Regions from separate parts of the Homo sapiens genome. Here regions 1 and 2 are each linked to region 3. A link is a contact called in ENCODE Hi-C or POLR2A ChIA-PET data. All regions are on one chromosome and are shown on one strand. Each heading gives the region's core, a stretch centred on a gene start or an enhancer-like site at or near the end of the contact. The rest is flanking DNA. Distances are from core to core; before and after follow the strand shown. Region 1 holds the start of PPP3R1 (protein phosphatase 3 regulatory subunit B, alpha). Region 2 holds the start of C1D (C1D nuclear receptor corepressor). Region 3 holds the start of WDPCP (WD repeat containing planar cell polarity effector).

Evidence for each region. A loop is a pair of places that touch in the nucleus more often than their neighbours do. ChIA-PET counts read pairs that join two places held with the same protein, here RNA polymerase II (POLR2A). Pooled maps may share reads with other maps.
Region 1: a map of naive thymus-derived CD4-positive, alpha-beta T cell shows a loop between it and region 3 (16-fold over the local background). The contact joins the promoter of PPP3R1 here to the promoter of WDPCP in region 3. A Hi-C loop is called at or near these places in 1 of 168 maps with a recorded cell type or tissue (naive thymus-derived CD4-positive, alpha-beta T cell), 1 of 37 single-sample maps with no recorded cell type and 6 of 50 pooled maps. POLR2A ChIA-PET finds 5 or more read pairs at or near these places in 1 of 52 experiments (CD4-positive, alpha-beta T cell).
Region 2: a map of CD8-positive, alpha-beta T cell shows a loop between it and region 3 (12-fold over the local background). The contact joins the promoter of C1D here to the promoter of WDPCP in region 3. A Hi-C loop is called at or near these places in 3 of 168 maps with a recorded cell type or tissue (CD4-positive, alpha-beta T cell, CD8-positive, alpha-beta T cell and naive thymus-derived CD4-positive, alpha-beta T cell) and 8 of 50 pooled maps.

Annotation. Positions count from the first base shown.
Region 1 is chr2:68,251,060-68,254,018 of GRCh38, forward strand. It overlaps PPP3R1 (protein phosphatase 3 regulatory subunit B, alpha), which reads right to left and starts at 1,473. Exons shown (of 6, transcript NM_000945.4): 1 at 1,066-1,473. The coding sequence starts at 1,068. It overlaps PPP3R1-AS1 (PPP3R1 and CNRIP1 antisense RNA 1), which reads left to right and starts at 544. Exons shown (of 2, transcript XR_001739527.2): 1 at 544-675. RefSeq lists silencers at 793-902, 1,083-1,132, 1,393-1,832 and an enhancer at 1,923-2,592.
Region 2 is chr2:68,061,393-68,064,333 of GRCh38, forward strand. It overlaps C1D (C1D nuclear receptor corepressor), which reads right to left and starts at 1,612. Exons shown (of 5, transcript NM_173177.3): 1 at 1,566-1,612. RefSeq lists enhancers at 1,180-2,379, 1,301-1,710, 1,463-1,963.
Region 3 is chr2:63,586,839-63,589,798 of GRCh38, forward strand. It overlaps WDPCP (WD repeat containing planar cell polarity effector), which reads right to left and starts at 1,639. Exons shown (of 18, transcript NM_015910.7): 1 at 1,359-1,639. The coding sequence starts at 1,433. MDH1 (malate dehydrogenase 1) reads left to right here and starts at 2,125. Exons shown (of 9, transcript NM_005917.4): 1 at 2,125-2,208. The coding sequence starts at 2,206. RefSeq lists enhancers at 804-1,324, 1,836-2,155.

The DNA of each region.
Region 1 (2,959 bases), core at 223-2,722, 4.7 Mb after region 3:
TGATGGAGTATCTGATATACGCGGAATAGCACTCTGAACTTTCTCTACTGTGTATACAACTCTTGATTACAAAGAGGAAACTAACGACTAGGGCTTCCCCGAGCGAGAGAACCGGTAAGGTAACAGGCTAAAAGGGCGTCGTTGATTTCTTGGCTGCAGCGACAGAGGCGGGAGACACACCCCTAGCGTCGGTCTGAAACACTACAGCAGCGAATTCTACCTAGGGATTAATGTGAGGGTAAGGAAAGACAAATTAAAATCGCCATGATTCAAAAACAACCACTCCAAGAGAGAGACACAAGAAGGTACCAAAGAAAATGAAAAAACCCTTGGTAGTAACGGAAGCATGAAAAATTAAGCGCCCCCATTTCTCCCAAACCAAGTTCGCGTATGTTTTCGTGAACAAACACCTTGGATCTTTCCGGTTCGCCAGGGCAGCGAGCAAAGCAGCAGCGAACGGAAACCCCGCAGGGCTGCGCACCGCAGCTAAACCGACGCTCGCAGGAGAGGGGAAGTGAGTGGCAGGGTTCCCTGCCAAGACTCACTGCTGGGAAACAGGCAGTGAGTGGAAGCAGCAGCAGCTCTGGAGAGTAAGTGGGTCTTATGTAAAGTGCCATTTGCCACATATTGTTATTTCCAAAGGATTTCAGAATACCCTCGAACTCGAAAAACAGAGTGAGTGTGGAGGGGAGGGGGGTGCTCCACGTGGAGGAGGGTCGCGAGAAGGAGAGTGCGCCGGGCTGATGGTCAGCGGTGCCCGCGGGGGTCGATGCCGGGCGGGACCGGCGGCGCGGGGGTGGGGCGACGGCGGGGCGGCGGCCGAGCAGCAGAGGGGCGCCCCGCAGAGGCCGGGGGCGGGCGCGGGGGCCCCGCCGCCGTCCTGTCAGCAGCCGCCCCGCCGCCCTCTCCGGCTCGCCCGCAACCGCCGCGGGACCCGCCGGGCCCGGGTCTCTGGAATTTTCCACGGGGGACAGCCGACCGGGGGCGTCGGGGCTCGCCCCCGCACCCGACCCGGACGGCGGCAGTAGGGGGAGGGATGGTGCATCGAGGAAGCCAAGGTCTCACCATTTTGCTCGGCGGGTCGGCGGCTCGCTGGCTCGCTGGCTCGGAGAAGTGTTGCGCTCAGGCTGGCTCGCAGGAAACGGCGGCGGCGGCCCAGCTGCGGCCCTCGGGTCGCCGGCGGGGAGGGGGCGCGCGTGGGGGAGGGGAGGCGGCGCCGCGGGGCCCGCGCCGGCCGGGCGATTGGGCACGCGAGGGAGCGGGCAGGGTAGGGGGAAATAAATTAAGGTCGAGATTCAGAGCCGGAGAGCGCGGGAGGAGCAGCGGCGAGAGGCAGGAGAGGCAGAGAAGAAGAAAGGAGGGGGAGAGGGGGCGAAGACGGCCGGGAAACTCGGGGGCTGCAGCCTCGCGCTCGCGCCGGAGCCGTGACGGACTCACTGCAGCGGCTCGCGCTGACCCGCAACCTCAAGGCACGAAAAAAGGGGAGGGCGGAGAGGGAGGGGAAAGCGGAGTGCTGCAGCGCGCGGGGCGGGGGCGGGGCTTCCGCGAGCGCCGCACATCCGGGAACCTGCGCGCCCCGCTGGGCGGCGAGTGCCGCGGCGCTCTGGCGAGCTCTGGTTGGGGAACGCTGAGCGCGCGGACCACGTTCGCCCCTCAGCCGGCCGCCCCTTGCGTGCAGGGTGGGGGGAGGCCAGGGGCGGGGGCGCGGACGTCGGTGACGTCGCGTGGCGGAGCCCTTCCGGTCATGTGGCTGGAGGCGGGCGGGGAAGAAGGCAAGGCTGGGAGGGGAAGGAGGAAATGCGAGGGTTCCCCGGCGGGAGGAAGCGCGAGGGGTGCGCGAGTGCTAGCGAAAGGGGGACAGGGGCCCTGGAGTGGAAGCCTTGCGGGAGAGGAGGAGCAGAGGAGCAGTCTTAGGGTGTCAGAACCACCCGGATGCCGCACCAAAAAACAGGAAAAATCCAAGTCCTGCGAGAGGCAGTCAAAGGTATCTGTGCATCCGTGTACCGACTTGGATCCACTACAGAATTGCACGGCCCATCAGGACTGCTGTCACCCCGGTGCAGCACCCGCAGGCCCATCTGTAATATGAATTGGCAGAGTCAGGAACCAGGTTGCAAAGACAGAGAAGCGAGCCAAAGCTGGCCGCAGCCCGAGGCGTGGGGAGAACCTGGGCAAACGAGGAGAAGGGATACTTCCCACTCGCAGAAAGACTTTCCACCCAGCTCTGCATTCCCATAAACCGTCCAGACTCCCCTTTGGCGGAGTCCATCAGTTTTTGTTTAAAAAAAGAAAAAAACTCGAATGTAGATTGCCCGCTTATCCTTTTAGTAGAGCTATATCCACTCCTGTGGCAATTATCTTCCCAGAAAATTCAGATTACAATAGGAAATTACATCCAGAAAAGCATAAGGAGGAAATTTATGTTCGAGAGAAGAAATAAAGCTGTCAGGAGAGGTGTGATGAGGATAACGAAGAAAACATTTTGCAACTATTTTAACCAGTTATTCCTTTACAAGCCTTGATAATCGCCCGCACTCGTGTGTGTTTGAGAGTGTGTGTGTGTGTGTGTGTGTGTGTGAGAGAGAGAGAGAGGATGTTTTCTGAGTGATCGGAAACTCCTTATTGATAAAGCCTTTGAGTCATTTTATAAAAAGCCATTGTGTTGTTTTTTTTTAAAAAAGTCTTAATGATCCTTACATGAGAACTTTATTCTTTTTATGTGCTAATTATTTTTCCATATGATGAGCATGCATTTTTTTCTAATAAACGCTCAGCGATTTGCCCTAGGACTAAATGGTTCCTGTCTCTCTTTCTCTCTGTCTTTCTCTCTCTGTCAATCCCCCCCTCCCCGCCCCTCCATCCCTCCCCTTCCCCCTTCAGGAGCTACTTTGCTTCTGTGTCAGGATGAATAAGGAAAAGAACTTAGACATAACAAGCTGTGTCACACAGTGAATGTATC
Region 2 (2,941 bases), core at 362-2,861, 4.5 Mb after region 3:
ATCCCAAAGTCTAATAGGAGAGTATATAAATTACGAGGATATTGCTCAAGATTGAGATGAACAATTACATTAAATTAAATTCACTTCTATTCAAAGTTTAATTCAAAGCATTTCCAAAATTACAGCAATCAAGCAGCAAAATTACCTTCCAAAACATATGGAAGTTGATTATTACAATTATCTTATTTCTGAAATAAGAGTATATAGTGTTGTTGCACAGATTAAATAAACTAGATAAAAGCCATTAGAACGGGGCCTGGCTCAGTTAGCACTCAATACATTAGATAGTATTTTACTAAAAGTGAAAATTACCAAATACTCTAATCCAATGTGAACTATTTAGAGCCATGCTTGAAGGGTCAACTTTGGAAACAGTAGCTGAGATAATACATATGAAGAGCCATTTGAAAAGGTAAAAGCAGTTAAGAAAAAAATTACATTACTTTTGAACTGTGATACATACAACACAGCTAACTGAAGGCAGCTGTAGTATCTTTTGACTGAGAATTTTATTTTGAAAAACCGTTATTCACACTTGTCACTATCTTTCAACAAAACAATGAGTTCTATCATTTCCACCAAACACAAACATTTCTCTGTACTTCAATAGGGCTAATCTGTTGTTTTTGAATCAAAAATACAGAGTTAAATAACTAAAAGTATAACTGGATTGTTTGTAACACAAAGGATAAGTGCCTGAAGGGATGGATACCCCATTTTCCATGTGATTCTTACATATTGCATGCCTGTATCAAAACATCTCGTGTACCCCATAAATATATACACCTATGTACCCACAAAATTTTTAAATTTAATTTTTTAAAAAATCACGGTTAAGTCTTGGTTCAGTCCACCATCAGACAGTCCTAATAGGTTAATAAGTGGATAGCAAACATCTCATTGCGACAAATACATCTTTATCAAGCCAAAACTGAACTGTAGTCAGCAAACATTGAGGACATTAAAGCTATTTTGAAACAAGTTTGAGTTACACTGAACTTATCCGGGTCATCAAGAAAAACTGCTCTCTTGGATTACCCACTACAGATTTCAGCTAAAGGTCGAAATTAGCCCACTATCTCAGATGAGCTAATACTGCAGCAGCAGGCAGTCTGTGAATGTGAATGATAAACGGAGCTAACACAGTAAAGTTACTCCCCTAGACGTTCCACTTTAGCCTCTCTCCCTAAGCAAGATTGAAAACAGCTGAAAATTGTGAAGACTTCAATGTTTTTTGATTTTTGTTTTTAATTTCTTCGTCTTCCAAGATTTGAGAAGGGGGTGGTTAACAAACGAAGAAAAAGAGAGAGACCGGAGCAAAAGAGAGAAATGAGGGGCCGGGGTAAGCCAAAGCCTGCAAGCAGCCCCAAAACAAGCGGAAGTGGGGGACCTGCCAACAATGCTGCCCCAACGAAGAGCTGTGAGAGACTGCATTCCTGGAAGGCTACGCAGCCAAACTCCGATTTTCTCAGTCTGCCCAGAGGATGACAGGGGAATCCCAGGAGAGGAAAAGCGGAGTTAAACAGGAGCAGGAGAAAAACTGAAACTACACCTTAGAAAAATACCTCACGGCCTTCGACTCCAGTCTCCCGGAAAGCGGTCGGGCAACGATGACGACAATGACGCGCCGGCTCTGCCCCCGCCACGAGCGGCGCTTCCCGATGATCTCACGCTGCTCGCCACGCCCCCTGCTCCTTAACTCTTCTCCAAAGGCAAATCTCATTTTGAGTAGCTCAGACCCATGTTGTGGGAGACGATTGCGGCGGCACTCGGAACTTTTGTCTACCTTTGTACCCGGCTAACACTCACCCCAAATACAGGTTGAGTGTATTTAACCAGGAAAAAAATCTTAGTTATCGAAACTTTGTTCGGGTTTTTACTTTCCCAGAAGCTTTTTTCAGGGCCCTCATTCTTTCTACCCTTTTATTGTCTGCCTCTAGATGAGCCTCTTAGAGCAGCTTCCCAGATTATCCGTGGGGAAGAACAGGTTCTTTATTAGATTATCCGTGGGGAAGAATGGGTTCTTTATTTTTCCAATCTGTCAGTAAAAGGTACTTCTATAAAATACAGTAAAAATGAATTAGTAGAAAAATGGGGAAAATATGTGCAAAATACAAGCCCAAATTTTTTATTAGTTTCAAATAAATGTAAAATTGCATTTCAATGTATGCAATCAGAACAAACATAATAGAAAATAAAGGCATTAACAGAAACTGTACATACTGTTCATTGAAAGTGTAGTATAAGCGATTGAGCATTGTCTTAACATTTGTAACTTGTCATTCCACGGCTGTAATTTGATAAAAAGTTATGCATGAAACAGTTGTCCGTATATTAAATGCATGTAAAAGCATTTTGAACAAGCACCATGTATGTAATATTTAAAGTTTTGGGGGAGGTTCCAAAGTGGCCGAATAGGAACAGCTCCAGTCTACAGCTCCCAGCATGAGCAACGCAGAAGATGGGTGATTTCTGCATTTCCAACTGAGGTACCGGGTTCATCTCACTGGGGCTTCTCAGACACTGGGTGCAGCCCACAGAGCAGGGCGAGGCATGACCTCACCCGGGAAGCACAAGGGATCAGGGAATTCCCTTTCTTAGCAAAGGGAAGCCATGATAGACGGTACCTGGAAAATTGGGACACTCCCATCCTAATACTGTGCTTTTCCAACGGTCTTAGCAAACGGCACACCAGAAGATTATATCCCGTGACTGGCTCAGAGGGTCCCACGCCCACGGAGCCTGGCTCACTGCTACCACAGCAGTCTGAGATCAAACTGCAAGGCAGCAGCGAGGCTGGGGGAGGGGCGTCTGCCATTGCTGAGGCTTAAGTAGATAAACAAAGTGGCCAGGAAGCTTGAACTGGGTGGAGCCCATCGCAGCTCAAGGAGGCCTGCCTGCCTCTGTAGACCCCACCTCTGGGGGCAAGGCATAGCTGAAC
Region 3 (2,960 bases), core at 389-2,888:
CCTTGTAAAATTCACTGTAAATCGAGGACAAAAATCATGAGATTGTTTTGTTATACTTTAAGTTCTAGGGTACATGTGCACAACGTGCAAGTTTGTTACATATGTACGTATACATGCCATGTTGGTGTACTGCACCCATTAACTCGTCATTTACATTAGGTAAAATCATGATATTTTTAAGGACAACAACATGGAAAAATCTTTCTGTTAGCAGCTAGTAGAAGAATTCATTTAGGAGGATAATGGAAGAAATTTTTCGTAACTGCTCAGAGTAAAAAGTAAAACTCAGAGAACCTAGGTTTGAGAATAATGCACACCTACTAATTCAGGACTAGACACATAAATTTGAGAGTTTTTGACATTAAAAGTAGCATTTGAAGTGATGCAACTTATGAATTAGCTCACTGAGGGATTTAGTATAGACAGAGAATACAGGCACCCCAATGTTAAGAGATCACAACTAAAAAAAATTTAGAAACTCCGCAGAACTGAGAACCAGTAACAAAAGAGGAAAACCAGGAAAGTATGTTGTCTGAGAGCCAAATGAATAAAGAGATACAAGGAGAGTCATTCAGGTATGATATTAATAAATGCTAAAAGTAAAGCATTACATTTCTTTCCAAAAATAGCAAATCCTCCAAACTGAAATAGAGAAAAATTGAAAGATATTACTTGGCATTCATTTATCAGTGACAGAGAAAAAACGGAAGTTCTAACAATGTTATCTAATAGAGATGTTTTATTCATTTTCATTACGTATATGCTGTGTATGCTACTCCCGAGCATCATATCTTCCTTTTAACATCCACAAGAAACAAGCTTTCAAAAAGCACAGCAATTCTCTTGGCAGCATTAATTTTAAAGAGAACCTCTTAAGTTGTTTTACCAGCTGAGACTGACTGACTAAACAACCAGTGTCTCCCCTTCAGTCGCCAGTCTTTCCTTAGAAATGCCTGTTTGGCATAACTTTAAGACTCAAGATGGTTTAAGGCGCATCCTGTTTCTTCCAAAAGGGAATGGACAAAACTCAACATTCACGGAGGGCTTAGAGCAAATTAGAACCGTATACTGTGACCTCCTGGAAGGGAGAGGCTCACCTCCTACAAAGTAAATGCTCAATAAATATTTTTGATATAACTCTGGAAGAGCTCCATTTGGGGTCGGGGGTGCACCTACTCCAGGGCACCACCCCCTCCAAAATAGCTGCATTCCCACAGCCCTCATACTCCGCTCAGAAAAGGGACCGGCGAGCTTGCAGGCATCCGCACAGCGGATAAAAGCAAAGCGGGACGGCGCACCAACCGCATTCCGGATCCTAAGGTTAAAAGAAAACCCCTTGCCCTCGGGCCAGGGCTCACCTGTCTCGGGAGTGGGGAAGAAGCGCGACTCCCGGCCGCTTTGGAGTAGGCGTCCCAGCAAAACTCTCGCCTCATCACCAGACACTACCCCGGGCAGAAGGTTCCTAGGCTAGGTCCTCGGACCCGAGAGGGAGCGACACGCTCGCTTGGTCTCTTGGGTCTCCAGGACGCCGCCGCCGCCGCCACAGTTTCCTCAGGTGCTACAAAGCAGCCAGGGTGTGCGTGCGCTCCCGCCTCGTCGCTTAGCAACCTGAGAAGCTGTCCGGTCGTCCCAACTTATCAATTCCCCCGCCCCTCCAGAGTGTCAATCGTTTTTTAAAAGATTTTGTTTCCGGGTCGATCCAGCTTTACGCAGCGGAAGGTCTCTTTACCTCCCACGTTTACCCTCATGGGAGGATGCAGTCTCAGTCACGCGCGTGGGGGTGATGTCGCTAAGGGGTGATTCTCCCCTCCCTAGAGTTACACACGCTATCTCTCCCGCCAATTGCCGGGCTCCATCAGGCAGGTCCTTTCCTCCTGAGCCCAAACCATCCGTTTGTTGTCGTCCTCCAATCACAGGGGCTCATCCTCAGGGACTACTTTGCAATCGGCGCAGAGCGCAGTGAGAAGAGCTTGAAAAAAACCTCTGGTATCGGGAAGTGTAGTTCAACACTTGAAGGAAATGCTTTGGAGATTGCGCCACAACCAGGGCAGCGTAAACTACAGTTCCCAGAGAGCGCCGCGTCGGGAGCGGAGCCTTTTCTCGCTAACACCGCTCGCCCTCTCCGAGTCAGTTCCGCGGTAGAGGTGACCTGACTCTCTGAGGCTCATTTTGCAGTTGTTGAAATTGTCCCCGCAGTTTTCAATCATGGTGAGTGTGGGCCCCGGGTTCCTGCCCACCTCTGGCCCTCGCGCCCTTGAGTGGGGTTTCTTGCACTTTAGGGACTTTTGGGAGGCAGCTGTGCAAGGCACTGTCCTTCGCGCCCTTTGGCAAGCTCGGACTCATCTTCTGGGGATTGCCGCAGTGACCCAGTAATGGGAAGGGATTGATTTCCACCTTGCGGGGTATGGGGCGCTCTTAGGAGGACTCTGGAGAAGTAGTTGTCCTGGGAGAGGAGCGATCTTAATCCTGCTGCATGACGGGAGGACAAAATGCGACGCTGCAGCTATTTTCCAAAGGACGTTACGGTGTTTGATAAGGACGATAAGGTTTGCGATGGGAGGGAAAGGTTGGGTCCTAACCCCTTTTTCTCCTCATTTGCCCACAGTGTTTATAACGGCTTTTGTCACAGGGACCTTGAAAGCAAAAAGCTGGAAAGGTAGTATTTACCAGGTGCTCCAGATTACGATCTGCGTTTGCAGCAGACGTGTTTCCGCCATATCTAATTTCTCAAAATGTTATTTGGAACCCGTTCATTGACCTTTTTTGTAATGCCAGGATATATTGAAGTGACAGCATCACTAACTAAATAACTACTGCAAATATTCTTTATTGAACTGTATATTGTGAATTCCAGAAGCACCTCTCTTAAATGTAACAGAGTAACCATTTTGTCATGGAAGACCTGGGTAACCTGCATCTCCATCGCTTGTCTCTGCTGAAAGAGAGGGGGAGGGGGAGAG